2 separate regions of the Mus musculus genome follow, and region 2 is linked to region 1. The links are chromatin loops, found by intact Hi-C in ENCODE. Cell type or tissue: heart. All regions are shown on one strand. Each heading gives the region's core, and the rest is flanking DNA. Links, peaks and the distances in the headings are about the cores only.

Region 1 (8,338 bases), core at 174-8,173:
ATCTAGGAGACAAGACATCTGAAAGCTTTTAAATTCCAAAGGTTTCTCCCTATATATCCTGGGGTAATAATTGGTGGCCACAGTGATAACCCTGTGGTCATTAAGGAAGATTACATTATTCTTAAAGTCCTATGTCTAATTAGATAGAAAAAAATACTTAATGTAATTTAGGATGGTTGAAAATGGAAGATAATGAGAGAGGATATCTCAGTATAATTAAATAGCTTGTCTTGAAGCCTGGCTTGGGTTTGCCATATCTAAATCCTTGAACATAATCAATAGGCCAGTCAAAAGCCTTCTCCTGTCTGGTCAGGTCTGCCATTATTTTTGGGTTTAGACACAATTCTGGACCCTGAAAACTATTTTCAATGTACACCACTTAATTTTCCCTAAGAAAACACACAGTCTCTTTCTGCTCAATATCAGAGCAGAGTCACATTCAAGAAGGGACTTGCGGAGATTTCAGTTCTTCACTTCTATTCCCCAAACAAAGGAGAAAACTCAAACAAGAAAATAATCTTCTCTTATACATGTGGTGGTAAACACATGTAATCTAACACGAGAATTCAAGAGTATTCAGGAGGCTAAGACAGAAAGATAATGAGTTTGAGGCTAGCTAAGCTACATAGTGAACTCAAGGCCAACCTGACCTACATCGTGAGTCCCTGGGGAAGGAGGGAGTAGAGAGAAGGGAAAGGGAAAGAATAGTGGGAGAGGGAGAGGGGGAGGAGAAAGAGGAGGAGAAGGGGAGGGAGGAGTGTAAAAGCAGAGAGGAAATAATAACAACAGTTTAGAGAAATTAAGTACCTTACCAAGAATCACATAGACAGTGGTACAAGCAAGCTTTGATCCCAGTAACGCAGAATCCAGAGCTGAGAGCTGAGGGTTTTTTTTTAACAATCTGAGTGTCTACAGAGGGGAGCCCCCTCATACCTCCCTTAAGAGGAACTGCTACCAAGAGCACCAGAGGATCTAACCCATCTTTCAAGAGAGGTTCACACTGACCCTAGTCAAGGAGTTAACACAGCAGAAACATTGGGACCAGGTCACTCTTGACCAACACAGACTCCTTCATCAAGGTGGTTTCTTAAGAATCACCTCTGGATTCCATCAAAGACTTTCTCAAGACGCTGGGGTCTAGGGACATTCTTCTCAATTATTCCTCCCTCACCTCTGGCTTTGCACCTATCTCACCTCTGTTGCAGCCTTCAAACTCCCCAACCTGTTTCTTCTTCTCCCTCACAGGTTCTGTCCCCCGAGGCATTTCTCTTATTGCGTCTACACCCATCTTGCCAATTAATTCCTGAAAGCCACAGGTGGAAGCCGAAGTGATCAGAGAACATGGACAACACAATAAGACACATCTGCCTCCTCTGCCACCCACCTGCTAGGAGGACCTGGCCCACAGAGAAAGAGGAGCACAGCTTGTCCCTCACACAGGTGGCAACCTCCTCACTACCAAAGAGTTCTCTGCTACCAACCTGCAAAGATACCCTGAAGGCAGCAATAACCACAATAATTCAATGTCTCAAGTATTTGAAGAAATTTGGAGACACTCACTTCCTACAAGGATAGCAGCTTTGGGCAGCAGCTATTGAGTTGTATTAATGTCCGAAGGGGAATAATGTAAGTGTGGTTGATGCAAAGCTGCAGGAAATGCAAGATAACCAGAGATACACTGGGGTAGGCAGTTTATGCATGGCTGTGGGAAAGCAGACAAGAGCTGAGACATCCCCGAAATATATTTTACATCATAGGTCAGGCATCCAGCCATTCCTTCCGGGATTATCTGTTCTTTTATATTCACTTCTTACTGACAAAGCTCATAATATGTGGTCTCTTCGGGACAGTATGTTTGAAAGTGGAATCACAGAGAATTAAAGTGAATTAAATCTCACTTTCATAGCTAAGAAGCCCGGAGCATTGCATAGACATGGGAAGGGACCAGAGGAAATGTGTCTTATACCTTATTCAGAATCTCTCAGGAAGCTTAGCAATTCAGATCAGGGGTACAATGATTGCCCAGCATGCAAAAACCACTGGGTTCATCCTTACTGCTACAGAAACTTTTTTCTAAGAAAGAAAATGAGAAAAAAAGAGAGAGAAAAGATAGAGGAGCAAGAGAGATGGAGAGAGGGGAAGAGGGGGAGGAAGGGGAGGAGGGGGAAGAGAGGGAGAGAATGAGAGGAGGGAGAAAGTAAGGGAGAGGGAGACAGAGATAAAGACAGAGAGGGAAGGAGAAAGACAGAGGCAGAGAGAGAGAGAGACACGGAGAGAGAGAAATTTCAAGAGAATGTCCTGGCTTTAGGAGAAGCTAGATGGACTGCTGCTGTGGAGTGAGACATAAGCCACCTTTTTTTCATTCATTACAGGTAGGACACACGATTTCCAACATCCAAGATGAAGTTGCTTATTTCTGTAACATAAGCTTTTGTGTTGTCCCTCTGATCAGCTGTGTGGCATGACAGGAGCAAACTGGTCCTACAAACCAGACATGCCGTCTCTTTCATTCCAGCCTACATTTTCTAACTGTGCCTTTTGCACCCAGCTGTCCACTCTCCCAACTCCAGTCTCCTCTTCTTGTGAAGTAGAGATAGAAATCAGGAGGTTGCCATGAGGTATAGACCAGGGCACACATGCAGAATACACAACTGCCTACCTGGCAAGACAGAGACAATGGTTGGAAATGCTTTGAAAACAAATCGTCCCAGTCCAGCTACATTTAAGGGACACTAAATTAGAAAAGGTTACTTAGACGTGTGGCTTTCAGTTCCTCAAACCCTGTGTGATCTCAGCATGTGATGTAAATCCGAGAGACAGACAGAGAGAGACAGAGACAGAGACAGAGACAGACAAAGAGAGAGACAGAGAGCCTGAGTAGAATCTAATTCCTAGAGTTCTTGGATCATTGTGTGTTTCTTTTTTCATGGTACCAACATCAACAATGGCATGAAATGCCAACTTGAAATAAAAACGTAACCAATATTGCTGTCCTCCCTTCTCCCACGCGGACTTCATCATCTCCTGAACAGCATTCAAACAATGTGCCTTAGTTCTGTAATTTGAAAGACATCAGAAGTGAGGTTTTGAGTTTTTAACCTTCAGGGTTTTTTTTTTTATTTATTTAAAACACTAATTCTAAGAAAAGAAACAAATGATTTAATGTACATTGTCAGCATGCATGATTATACTCTACACTAAATTAAAAATAACAGTGAGACCTTCTCAGAAGGGTTCAATCAAAACATTGCCTTGCAAATAAACTAGATTATGATATGCAAAAATGCGCTTTTCAGAAAAAAAAAACGATATCCTCCAGGGTCCCCATGTGCACGTCAAAGCCTCTATACACTTCCTTTCTGGCTCAGTAGGTGGCGCTGCAGATCCAGCAAAGGGAGAGTTCGCTTGTGTGCAGGCATTGCACCCTAGCTAGGGTGAATGTGTCTCTTTTCTCTGCCCTCTCCTGAGCAGAGGTGTCTGCCTGCTGAGAGAGAAGCTGGTTAGTTTGTTGGAGTAGGACATGGGGTCATGCAGTCTACGGAATGGTTTTCTGTCCCTCCTGGAAATTCTATTCCTATATCTGACCCATTTGAAATCCAGCATTTGTAACTTTAATAATGTCTTTCATATTTATATGTCTTTGTTTCCACTGTATAGATAGTGATAAAAAACCAGGGGGGAAAAAAACTTAACAAGATAAAATTTTATTTTTAAAATGTTTCTAGTATTAGAAAAACGGATCTTATACATGTGCCATTAAACTTGTGTCTCAAAAAGGTTATTTACACAATGCCATGGATGGAGAAGGACAACCTAACTCAGGCCTTGCCCACGTGAAACAATGTTCTCCCATCACAGCCATTGTTCCCACAGACCCAAGCACCATCCCTCAACCCTTTTAATTCCCGTCTACAAGCAGCTGCTGTATGTCTGTCAAGAAAACCACGAAAGATGAAACCTATTTACAATACCTGCCATAGACTTGCAAGGTCAAATCCTAGACAAGACTCAGAGCTTTGAAGAAGCATCCAAGGTGTAGGTTTATGTCCTAGTTATGGCTTCTATTGCTGTGATAGAGACCACAGCCAAAAGCTAGTTGGGGTTGGGAAAGGGATGAGTTTACTTCATCCTATGCTTCTGCATCATAGCCCATCATCAAGGATGGGCTTTTAGGCAATTGGTATTCTGTGGCATGCAGGGAGTAACAGGTGCCACCATGTTGGCTCAAATGTAAGTTTCACAACAGTACAAATGAAAAGAGTAATCACTGGAAGTGAGCTATCACAGCCCACTATAACACAGAGAAGCAGACTCAAAATCCGCAAGAGCAACTAGAACCGCAATCAAATCAATGGTGATTTAATTTCAGCAATACGGACTCATGCATCCCTTTAAATAATTATTATTTGAGTCTCTCTGGCTTGTGGTTTTTCACGGTGTATTAATATTTTAAACTTATTTATACTTACATAAGATTATGAAATAAAACAAATTTTTGCCTAATTTCTTTCCATACACTTAATAACACTTAATGGAGAGAGAGTGTATCAGAAAACATGATACTTGTGAGGACTATTTCTTTTCCACTTAATTTCCATGGCAGTCATCACTCAAGGTTAACATCCCACATTTCACTTGGGAGCTAGCCACAGATGCTGGGGTCTAAGGTCCAAGGTCCCATCCTCACTGGAGCTGCCCCGAGCCATCTGTCTACTTTTACCACACAGCTGGCTGAGCATCCATATCACCAAATGTCATCTAGGACCCCAACTTATTTTCACACATTTTAGATCTCTAGAGATATGCTGCCTCACCTGTGTGTAGTTCTGGCCCACCATGGCATTGAAAAGAACACCTTTCTGCTTAGAAAGCCAAATTCAACCTCAAGACAAATCAAGGCTTAGACAAACTATGAAGAAGCCATATAACTTAGACTCTTCTTACGGAGAAGCACCAAAGATGGAACAGAAATTGCAGCAGGATTCCTTTTTCCTGAAACATGCTACCTGGTTCTAGGTACAAAAGGAAAAAAAGGGGGGATTGCCACGCACCCTCCAGTGAAGTCTTCTTGACAGGCTGAGAAGCCTAGGAGCACTCACGAGGCATAGAGTTTCAAAAGGAACTTACCTCCTGGAGCTTTGGCGTTCTCATAACCTGTATACTCACACCCTATCCCAGCATTAGTCTAGTGTATGGATCCGCGTGCTCTCTTTTAGTATTATTTTATTATAAGTGTCTTTTAAGTTTGAATTCTGACATAGCCAGAGCCTTCGCCAGTGTTCCAATGTCCTAGAAAATGCTTGAAGCCGAGGAGCTTGATAGAGACAGTAACTAATTAATCATTACAAAAGATGGAGCCAGCAGCTCAGGGCTGGTCTGCACAGTGTTTACTAAGGACAGTAGTTAGTCTCACCCAAACAAGGGACTACCATGAAAGAGCCAGGGAATCCCACTGAGACAGAAATCTTCAGTACAGGCTACATTGCATATTAGAAGCAAGTTGGTGAATTCTTCTGACAAATGGAGATTCTCCAGATACTTAAAAGTTACACTCATATAAGAATTTATCAAGGCCTAGGAAATAGGGGGGTTGTGGTATTGCATTATTCATGAGAAGGTCTGCTAGAGCAGAACCCCCTGGTGCTAGCCTTCATAAGGCTCAAAAGAGTAGCATTATGGTGTGAAATCCTTACCTGTCATTAAGCTGACCCTAGGCAGGACTGCTTTATCATTACTGTAAACACCTACCTGGTTCCTGTAAGTCCCTTTGAAGTCACTCCTTTGTTTTGTGTCAGGCAACTTCAATGTACTTTGCCTGCTGTGACTTCCTACCCCCTTTATTTTCTGTCCTATACAAGACTGGTGTTCACTTTGTGACAATACATTCAGATTCTACACAATTTCCTGTGTGCATCTGTCTGTCATTCCCGCCGACTCCTTGCCCACCTGTGACTAGAGACCCTTTCCACGCAGACAAAGGGACCCAGAGGGTCTGCAGCAGGGGATACTTGGGTTTGTATTCATTTTAATAGTTATTACAGAGAAATGCTACCAATCAGATCACATTTAGGCACTGGGGCCAGAATGGCTAACACATAGCTGACTCAGGCTGGAGAGATGGCTCAGCCATTAAAGGTTACGCTTCCAATCAAAATATGAGAGGACTCCATAGGTCTACATTATAAGAGAGTGAGTTGCCAGGAAGAGAGTTGGCACAAAAAAAAATGGAAAAAAGGGAAAAGAAGCTATGTTAGGTGAGGTGGTTCTCTGAGCAGGGGTCACTTAGCTAAATGGTAAGGGGTTGGTGGAAAGAGCAGGCCACCCAGAGGGGATGACAAATGTAGATCATCTACAAACTACAGAAAATGAAAAATACCTAAAATATACAGTATACAGCCTACCATTCAAAAATGACAACTTAAATAAGATGGTCTAGAAAATAATTTCTTCACAAATAGTAGAGATGGCGAGACTAAATACTATATATACTAAATATCTATAGGTAAATAGAGAAGAATCACAGAAGAGCTTTCTCAGAAGTGAAAAATGAAATGAAATGAAATGAAATGAAATGAAATGAAATGAAATGAAATGAAATAAATTGAAGTCACCACACCCAGATGGTTTCAGAACAGAACTCCAAGAAAACAAGATCAGGCAACACACCTGAGATCTAAGAAAGTATAGACAAAGAAGCAGGGGTTTAAATTCAGTAAATCTCTCTGTAAAAATGAATATAATATTGTTACCAATAATTAACAAATACTATAAACACACACACATACACACTCATGCACACATGTGCACGCATGTGTGCACATGCGCACACACCACAAAACAGAACAATCTCATTGGTCTAGGTTCATTTCTGTTACCATGATAAAATATCCTGACAGAAAAGCAACTTCTAGGAGGGAGTGTTTAGTTTAGCTAGCAACCCCAGGCTACAGTCCATCACTGATTTCTGAAAGCAAACAATGAAACCCTATAGGTACTGGGGAAAGGAGAAATTTTCTAAATTTCTTTAGAACTGAAAAGCAGATAATTTTTTCTTACTTTTATTCAAAACCCGAGTTCAATGAACTAGAAAGTGATTGTCTAGTTAGTGCTTCTGTTGTGATAAAATGGCCACTAAAAAGTGACTGAGGGAGGAAAGGGTTAATCTGGCTCACCCTTGAACAGGAAGTGGGGAGAGGGAGGAAGCAGAGAGAGGAGGCTTTACTTCCTGGATTCCTTCCTCTGCCTGCTCAACCTGCTTTCTTACAGAATTTACATCTGCCTGCCCAGAGATGCTGCTGCCAAGAGTGACCCTGCTCCATCAATCATCAGTCAAGCCTGTAGGCCAGGCTAAGGGAGGCAATTCCTCAGCTGAGGCTCCCTCTTCCCAGGGGACTCTAGTTTGTGTCTAGTGGGCAAAAACTAACCAGCACAGTAATTCGTGGTTAATAAAAATTTTAATTTTTCTCAATGAGCAAAAATGTTAATGTTTTAAGGAACCATGATTTCCGGTATAAAATGAATAAAATAAAATTCAGAGAAATTAAATCAACCGCTGTCATTTTCACTGCAGTTGAAGCACCAGGCTGTTCTTATTTCCTTCCTTGTGAAATATGCACATGTCCAATTTCTCTCCAGTGACAAGACCATGAAGCAATAGGGAGCACTGGGCATCTCGAAATGGAACAGAGGCCCAGACCTTAGCACAACTGATTCCATGATGGAAGCACCATTCAGGCCATAAAACTCAGCACATAGACAGTGCCACATGCCAAAACTAAAACCAAAAAACAATCCATATATGTTCATAGTTCTGGGAAAGCCTCAAAATGTACTAACCTTGCTCTGTAGCTTCTACAGTGCTGCTTCTGCCTGTTTTTGTTAACTGAAGTATGTCAATGCAGAGCATGGCTTTTGTGCTTAAACACTCACAAATGAGAAAAGAAGAATTCTGGGGGTCGCATTGAAGTCCCAAGCTCTAGACCTCAAGATATTGGGGTTCTCAGAGGCCATTGGAGCAAGGAAGAGTATGGTGATCAGGGAACTTCTAGGGTCAATTGCTGCCTAATGCTTCAAAGGCACCTTTGAAATGACACCTCCATTCCAAAGGAAACAAATTAGAAAGTTGCCTGGTCTGTCACCTCCAAGGGTAAGTCTGGTTAAGATGCCTTCTGTTTGGACATAAAGGAGAGGTCAGACTTGGCTGCTGATCCAGTGTCCAGGAACTAAGATGTCTCTGGATCCTTCTGTCTGTTCAGGTTATAAACATGGCCACCCCTGGTTGTCTTTATTCTCTCTCTCTCTCTCTCTCTCTCTCTCTCTCTCTCTCTGTGTGTGTGTG
Region 2 (8,338 bases), core at 204-8,203, 530 kb after region 1:
GACGAGTATGTGGTATAGACCTGGGTAATGATGGAGTATGTGGTATAGACCTGGGTAATAACGAGTATGTGGTATAGACCTGGGTAATGATGGAGTGTGTGGTATAGACCTGGGTTATCTCCAGCGCTGCTGCTTCTCCTGTACTGTTTACCTTCGTGCCTCCCACACAGCTCAGTGCAGGGCCACTGGCATTCTGAACTCCGTCCTCCTCACTTTCTGTATCTAGTCATTGCCTTGTGGGTTCTGTGTGTGTGTGTGTGGTGTGTGTGGTGTGTGTGTACATGCATGTGTCTCACAGCATGTGTGCAGAATTCAGAGGATAGCTTGAGGGAGTCAGTTCTCTCCTACTATGGAGAATCAAGGGGTCAAACTTAGGTTGTGAGACTCAGAGGCATTTGAACCATCTCTTCAGTTATATTAAATTTCCAGTTTACATTTTCTTTATCCTTATTGCTACCATCTCAATTTAGGGTAATACCTATTTTCTAAAAAATTTAATTAGTTTGCATGTATATGTGTGTAATAGCTATATGAGTGTGTGTGTGTGTGTGTGTGTCCATGCTCAGATGTATGCATGTGTGTCTGTGTGTGTGCAGGTCAGACACCAGTGTTGACCCTCTTCCTCTGCTATTCTCCATCCTGCTTTCTGAGACAGGATTTGTCTGTAACTAGGTCACAGGTTGAATTACATGGGTTGGCCAGTGAGCTCCAGGGACCCTCTTTTATCCCTGACCCAACTCTGGAGTTACAGACACCTGCCACCATGCACAGCTTCTTATGTGGGTGCTGGTGATCTAAGCACACCCACTGACTGATGCGTCTCCTCAGCTCCCACCTAGGTCTTAGAAACTGCCTGCCTTCAAGGCTTCCCCTGAGTTTGGTCTTATTAACGCCACATCAGTATGGTCGTCTTCCGAAGGGACAGTTCTGATCATGTGACTGGATTGCTGGTGTTTGCTTAGTCTCCTTACTGTATTAATCATTTCTTAATTTTATTATATTTGCATAATAATTTCCTTGTTGGCACGTGTTTTTAAACTAACTTTGTGCATGTTAATAATTCCAATGACATCATAGTGACCCTTGATGTACTTTACTTACTTTGCTCTGGTTCTGTAGTTGTTATTTTAGAAGTTCCATAACTGTGGGGGGGCTGGAGAGATGGCTCAGCGGTTAAGAGCATTGACTGCTCCTCCAGAGGTCCTGAGTTCAAATCCCAGCAACCACATGGTGGCTCACAACCATCTGTAATGGGATCTGATGGGATTCAATGCTCTCTTCTGGTGTGTCTGAAGTCAGCCACAGTATATTACTCATATAAATAAAATAAAATAAAATAAATAAACAAGGAAGGCAGGCAGGCATAACCTTTAAATGCCTTGCTCAATAGAATTGGCTGGCTTATTAAGAAGCATATTCTCTGTCATATAATGATTCTAGCAAAATCTGAATAAATGTCTGAGAACCTCTAGGAATGCTGCTACCAGTTAAGGCAGTACTCTCACCCTTCCTAACGCTGTGACCCTTTATTTTTTTTATAGTGTATCAAAGATTTTTTTATTGTTTCATTTATTTACATGCCAAATGTTGTCCCCCTTCTCAGTCCCCACCTTTAAGAGTTCTTCACCTCATCGCTTTCTCACCCTTGCCTCTGAGGGGGGACCCCACCCCCCTAGCCACCCCCCTCATGCACCCACCCACTGAACCCTTTAATACTGTTCCCCGTGTTGTGGTGACTCCCAACCCTAAAATTATTTTCTTGATCCTTTATAGCTGTAATTTTGCTACTGCTGTAAATTGTAGTGTGAATATCTGCGTTTTCTGATGTTCTTAGGTGGCCCCTGTGAAAGGCTCGCTGGCCCCTCGGGTTGGGAACCACTGAGTCACTGGACTCAGCTCATTTCAGCTCAGCAAGTCCTTGTGGCACGGCAGTGACCTGGGCATAGTGGGAGATGTTGGCAATGCTGTCAAAAGTGACCAAGAAGAAAGTTCTGATCGTTCACACCCTAGTAAAGATAATACTTACAGTGATTGAGACCAAAGTCTACGGATGATTAGAATCCTGTGATTAATTAGACAAGTGAATAATTCAAGGTCAGGGTAACTAGAAAAGGCTAACTGGCCTTCGGTGAAGTGAGTAGTATGGTAGATCTCTCTTGATTTTAGAACCATATTCAGTGTTTCTCAACAAACTTAAAACATAGGGGGAGGTTGAGTACCAAAGGCATTGTGTGCAGATATACCTGAGTTTGTACACACTTGCCTCTTACCAGTGTCTCACAACAAGTGCATACCCAGTCAGTGACTCCTTGGTTTGATGGTTTGACTTGGATAATATAGTGGAATAAATCGTGGGCACCTTTCCTAGACCAGAGAAAAACAAGCGCACGTAATGTGTGTTCTAGATGTTAATTTAAAATGCTCCCTTTTTTTTTTTTTTAAATTTGTGTTGCTGTAAGGTTCAGGTACCCCTCTTCTCAGAACACTGGCAAGTGAAGCGTACCCACAGAACCACAGGTCTCATGAGTACAGAGCAGTCCTCATGCTATTTTTGAGCACTAAGGGTGTTCGTTTGCGTGCAATAGAGATTATGCAAAGATGCATACCTTCAAATTGTCTGCAAGAACCCAGGTTCCAGATGGGAGGGCACTCCAGTAAGAGCATCTGTATGTAAAACCCAAAATACTCAGGGGGTGAGTTGGAATGATGAGGTCACATGCAAGTCTTTACGGGAAGAGATGTCTTTGTGGGTAATCAAAGACCAAAGAGGTGCTCTTACCAAGCTTCAATGTGTCCACTCCTCGTGTTGTGCTTACAGCTGCATTGAACTACAGTTAACATAAAGTCATCTATCTCAGCATAGAAGTAGTACAGCTGGCTCGATCTCACCTGTGTGCCTAAGTCATTAGCTCTCCGTCTCTTTTTAAGGTTTATTTTATTTTTACGTGTGTGTGTGTGTGTGTGTGTGTGTGTGTGTGTGTGTTCCTGCACATGGCAGAAGAGGGTGTCAGATCCCTTGAAGCTGGAGTTATATGCATTTGTGAGCTATTCAGCATGGATCTAGGGAACAGAACCCAGATCCCCTGCAAGAGCAAGGAGCTGAACTCTGTGCCGTCTCCCGGCCCTCTTCTTTGTCTTTTGCTGATCTGTCTGACCAGGAGTCCTCTCTTCCCCGTGCATCTGAGCGTTCACCAGTTTGGCTTGTTAGCCTTGGAAGTGTATTTTGCCGATGCCTTCCTCCTGGGTTCCCATGTGTGAGTCTATGTGTAACATAATGGCTGACGTTGAGAGCGGCCCCTCTGGACTCCAGAGCTCCCTGTCCCGAAGTATATCTGTTCCATGAGTTCCTGCCAGTGTTCCCTCCCTGGACCTCACTCACCTCAGGGCTGCCATGGCCTCTGCCCTCCACCCTCCACCCTCCACCACAGCCTGCAGACGCTAAACAGTCAGCCTGGACAGCTGCTGGGTTCAACCCGTTTGCCTTCTCTCTTACTCTGTTGTCTGACTGAAAACTACTGTTTCATATAATTCTAGCTTCCTAATGCTAGTAGGGAGGACAATAGAGCTTTATCCCTGTTCTTCTATCTTGTGAGCTTAATTTCTACATATTTTTACATAAAAAGGACATTTGTGTCATTTTCATTCCAGGCTTACATTGCCAAATGTGTACTTCTCCAGAGATCTACTGCAGTCAAATATTGAAGACTTGTAAACAAAATTTACTTTTTGTAATTTTCTTCTCAAAGCGTCTCATTGCTCTGGCAGTTCCAACCATTTGTATGTGCTCTTACGTAAGTGTGCACATTGTGAAATTTGTCCGAAGTGCCATCTGATAGTCCTAGATCATGTTTGAAAGCATAGTTTGTGTAACGCCAGTTGCGTGTGAAACATAAATTAAGAGCTTAGAAAGATGTAGCTGTGTATGCTTAAGGGAAAACATGCAATTATTGGGTCTTCTTACTGAGCATTTTGAATTGCTTAAGGCATTTACCTACTTTGAACATTTACATAGTTTCATTTCTTGGTGTAATTTTAGTCTTCAGATTAAATTTGGTTTGAATTGAAGACAATAAAATCTTCTCGTTTATTTATATAATAAAGGATGCAATTTACAAAGCCACCTTCTTCCTGGGTAACGTTAGGTAATTCATTTGATACACTGGACTTATTCTCTCTCAGGTCTGATTTAGGAACTAAGGAGGTGGCTCAGTGCGTAAAGTGTTCACTGTGTGAGCCATGAAGATCTGAATTTGAATCCCCAGCACCCATGCAAAACCAGGATGTGACAGCACACTTCTGTAAGCCCTACACCGGGACTCAGAGAAAGGCAGAAAGAGAGCCCTAGGGCTCACTGGCCAGCTGCATAGCCCAGCTGCTCAGCTGCTGATTCAGGAGAGATCCCAAGTCAGACATAAGGTAGAGCATGAGACTCCACTGCAGCTGAGGGGCTGTAGTCAGCTAGTGCGTGCTGGGGCGAGGAAGGGGTGGGGTCATTCTTCAGTGGTGTGGCCATTGGATGCTGCCTGTGCCTATGCTCACACAGGCAAGCTTAGTACATTTCACACATGCGCATGATCTCGCTTCAGCATAATTATCTATCACCCTTTCTGGTTCTGTCCCCTTCCCACTGAACCCCCCTTCTTTCTAACAAGCCCTTCTGATGTTATTTGTGTGGATGTGTGTGAGAGGGTGTGGTGGGGGCGGGGAGAAGGAGGGAGAGGGGAGGGAGAGATTGAGGACACAGGCACACTGATTCCCAGTTGCATCACTTCATTCGCACTTCATCCTAACTTGGCTCTGGAGTGCTGACTCAGCAAAGGTTGACCGTGACCTCCAGGCGCACTCTCTGCGCCTTGGGATACAGTCCAGGCAGAAGCTGGGCAGGTGGCGCTTTCGTGAGGTGCTTGGTTGGGCCTGCATGAACGTGAACCAGGAGTTGGCTTACAACTTGATGGACCTATTCAGTTTTAGTGCTTGGAGCAGTGGCAGCGTGTTCCTGAAAATGAACTCTGATTGCTTCCTTATAGGAGTTAACTGATTTCTCTTTTCTCTCTCTTCCTGATGGGCCGTGAAGTGAACAGCTCTACCCAGCCAGGTTCCTCCTGCTACACAGTGCTCTGTCCATTTACCTTGTCAGGAGGGTGAATGTGACTAAGCCCTCTGAACATGAGCCAGAATAAATATCCCCCTTCAAAAAGTCAGAGCCTTTATCAAAACTGTGAGCATACTTTTAATGACTGCTGATAAAGATTCGATCATATACTCTTGTATATTTGGTTTGAAGTATTTGGAATGGTGATTATAATATAAGCTGATCAAAAAAATTCAAAATAGTAAAACTCAGAGGGTCACAAAAAACAATGCAAACAAAAAGATGAAAGCAAGAAGAGAAATTGTTGGGAAGAAGAAAGGTTTAGAGGGAGTGAGAGAAGACTAGGGGGTGATAATGGCCAGCACACAGTGTATACACGAGAAACCCCACAACTCACGGAACAACTGCCCATAATTGAAGATCCTTACCCCATCCCCCAACACACACTCACACACACTTTTGTTGTTCCAGTGTAATTTAGAAGAGAAAGTGATATTTTTTAAAATGCCCCCAAACAGAAATTTGAGTAAGTCTCATGAAAGGGCAGGCAAATGTAAATGTGAACAGATGTTTAAGGACTATATTAACCCTTCGAAGGGGATGTTCCCCTTTTGACATACATGTTTCCATAGATGTCGTTGAACAAAGGTATATCTGATAGTTTACCAATAGATTTGAACAACGAAGTAGAAATCAGTTCCATACTGCTGCTGTGTCTTGTTTATAAGTGAAGAAGAGCGTTCTGGCATTCTTAGTTATAAGTGGACCCTTGACTTTGAACTTACTGATTTTAAAATAATTTTTAATTATTGTCTAAGGTGATTTGAGTCATATCTCAGAACCAATTCAGATGCTTTTCTTACACTCAGAGCCTCTGGAATAAAGCTGTTCTTGCTGGGCAGTGGTGGCGCACGCCTTTAACCCCAATACTTGGGAGGCAGAGGCAGGCGGATTTCAGAGTTCAAGGCCAGCCTGGTCTACAGAGTGAGTTCTAGGACAGCCAGAGCGAGAGAGAAAGCTGTTCTTTAGGAAAGCCTTGACGAGTTGAGGTTGCTTTGTCATCTGGTTATTTCTCTAATTAAACTTTAAGTAAAACTTAAATGCCCAGTGATAACTAAGTTGAATTCAGGCTATGGGAAACAACATAATGAAGAAAAGCATATGTTTGAGACTTAAGCAGTTAATGCTCTGAGCTGTTACTAATGGAAGGACCATGTAACACAGTCTGTCATGGTCTCAGACTTAGCCCAAGTACCCAAGCAGCTAACTTGGAAGGAGTTAGAGCCAACCAGACTGCATAGAGAACTCTCCCTGACCTTAATTTAATGTTCTTCCCGTTGCTTAATTGAAAGTAGGCTCAGTTTGCCTTCTTACCCTTACAACCTCAACATAGTTATCTATTGAACTCTTTCTGTGTTGTATTTGAAATGAAAAAAAATCAAGAATGAAGTTAGTGTGTGCGTGCGCGCGTGTGTGTTGTGTGTGTGTGTTATGGGTGTATGTATGTTTTGGATATACAAGGCACTCCCTGCCTGCATTCCCAGAAGCAGGGAAGTGGAAGCAGAAGCATCAAATATTAGACAGCAGCCTGGGTAAATGGTGAATCCCAGGAGAAATCGGCTCTGTGGTGAGACCCAATCTCTAAAGTCAAAGCAAGGACAGATCTGGAAGTGTAGGGATTGGCAGGATGCTTGCCCCATGTATACAAAGCCCTGGGTTTAACCACGAACACAGGAGAAACAAGAAATTTTAACAGTTTTTTTTTTTCTTACTGTATACCACTTCTGACTAAAAATCTTAGGTAGATGGTCCTCGCCTTTAATAATCCTTGGATGAATTTATGCCAAGTAAGAACTTACACCCTGTGATTTGATATGGACATGCCTTTAAAGTTGGTGAATCCAGATTCCTAGACTAGAAGCCTTGTGACGTAGCACTGACACACCGCGCAGTCTTGCAGAACTCCCAGGTGGAATACTGTTCTGTTCCCAGAAAGCTGGCTTGAGATTATTTTAAATCAGCAGTGGTTTGGAAGTAAATGAGTGTCTGTTATCTTAAATGGCTTGTCCTACTCTATACAAGAATTTCTTACACACGGGGATGTTTCGGTTTTTCCCAGATCACTTATTTTAGATGGTCCTTTGTTTTGGCTCTGATTGTATCTATTAAACTTAGCCACAGGCTACCTGGACTTTTTATTTATGTTTGGTGCTTTGGGATATCTGGTGATTTCTAAAATATGCTGCTCAGTCAAGTGACTGTACTACTTGCTGTGGTGTTTGTCTTCAGTGTGGTATTTACACTTATATTTTAGAACGAGAACCAACCTGAATGGCCTCTTGGACTCTAAACCCTTACACCACTAATGAGTATGACCTCTGACCCCTGCTGCTGGAGCTACCCCAGCTCTTATGGTCTGTGACTATTCGCTCTCACACATTGATTTGCTGCTCTGTGCCTCATGCTAATGTATTGCTATGGGTCAGTCCAGCAACTGCAGAGGAAGTGGCTTATCTTCCTTTGGCATAACTTGCTGAGTGTGTTCTTGTGCCCTCAGAGTTCAGCTGTGGGGGACCCACCTTCCACTGTCCTCACTTCAGCAGATGCTCACGTTTATGAGGGCTTTGACCCAAATGAGCTTGCATCCAGAGTCAGAATAGCAAGCCACACATTTATTTTGAATAATTTTCAGGTGTAGTCTACCTGAAGGAAACTAATCTAAAACATTTGACTTTATGGCCTGTGTGGTAGTCCATGCCTTTCTTTAATCCTAGCACTTGGAAGTCAGGAGTTCGGGGGTAGGCAGATGAGTTTGAGGCTGGACTCGTCTACATAGTGAATTTCAGGCCAGCCAGAGCTACACAGTGAGACCCTGTCTCAAAAAAAGGAAAAAAAGAACTAAATAAGACTTGGGGTAATAGTTTTCTAGAGGTAGGCTATTTTCCTTGAACTCCCCTTGTAAGTTTAGTGCATGGTATTTTTAGTGAGGTTAGCTGGCTGTGCTGACCAAGGTGGCCGTGTCCTCTTCATCTTTACACATGGGCTCCTGCACTCACAGTGCGAGCCTGCTGCTGCACTTGGCTGAGCTATCAGGGGCAGGGAGCAGTGTGTGCACGGACTCTCCAGACACTGCCTCTTAGCAAGTCCCTCCTGAGATGAGAGGCTTTCTCAACAGTCATATGCTGCTATCTGTACAAGCCAGAATTACATTTCCTTGTTGTTATCTTACCTGCTTTTCTCTACGCC

What was found. Hi-C counts contacts between places; a loop is a spot of excess contacts. Peaks named below come from ENCODE experiments on the same cell type or tissue, not always from the same donor. Only the 100,000 strongest peaks of a DNase experiment are listed, where the experiment ranks them.
Region 2: it touches region 1 in a loop (3-fold over the local background); 2 of 42 quality-filtered maps call a loop at or near these places.

The regions. Positions count from the first base shown.
Region 1 is chr19:31,968,834-31,977,171 of GRCm38, forward strand. No RefSeq gene overlaps it. Among named protein-coding and RNA genes, the nearest start is that of A1cf, 100 kb to the left of the region's middle. In heart, for the core only: no CTCF peak of the experiment used is centred there; a DNase peak (open chromatin) is centred at 3,408; H3K27ac peaks cover 252 bases; H3K27me3 peaks cover 542 bases.
Region 2 is chr19:32,502,909-32,511,246 of GRCm38, forward strand. The region is part of intron 4 of Minpp1 (multiple inositol polyphosphate histidine phosphatase 1); the gene reads left to right. Among named protein-coding and RNA genes, the nearest start is that of Minpp1, 21 kb to the left of the region's middle. In heart, for the core only: no CTCF peak of the experiment used is centred there; no DNase peak of the experiment used is centred there.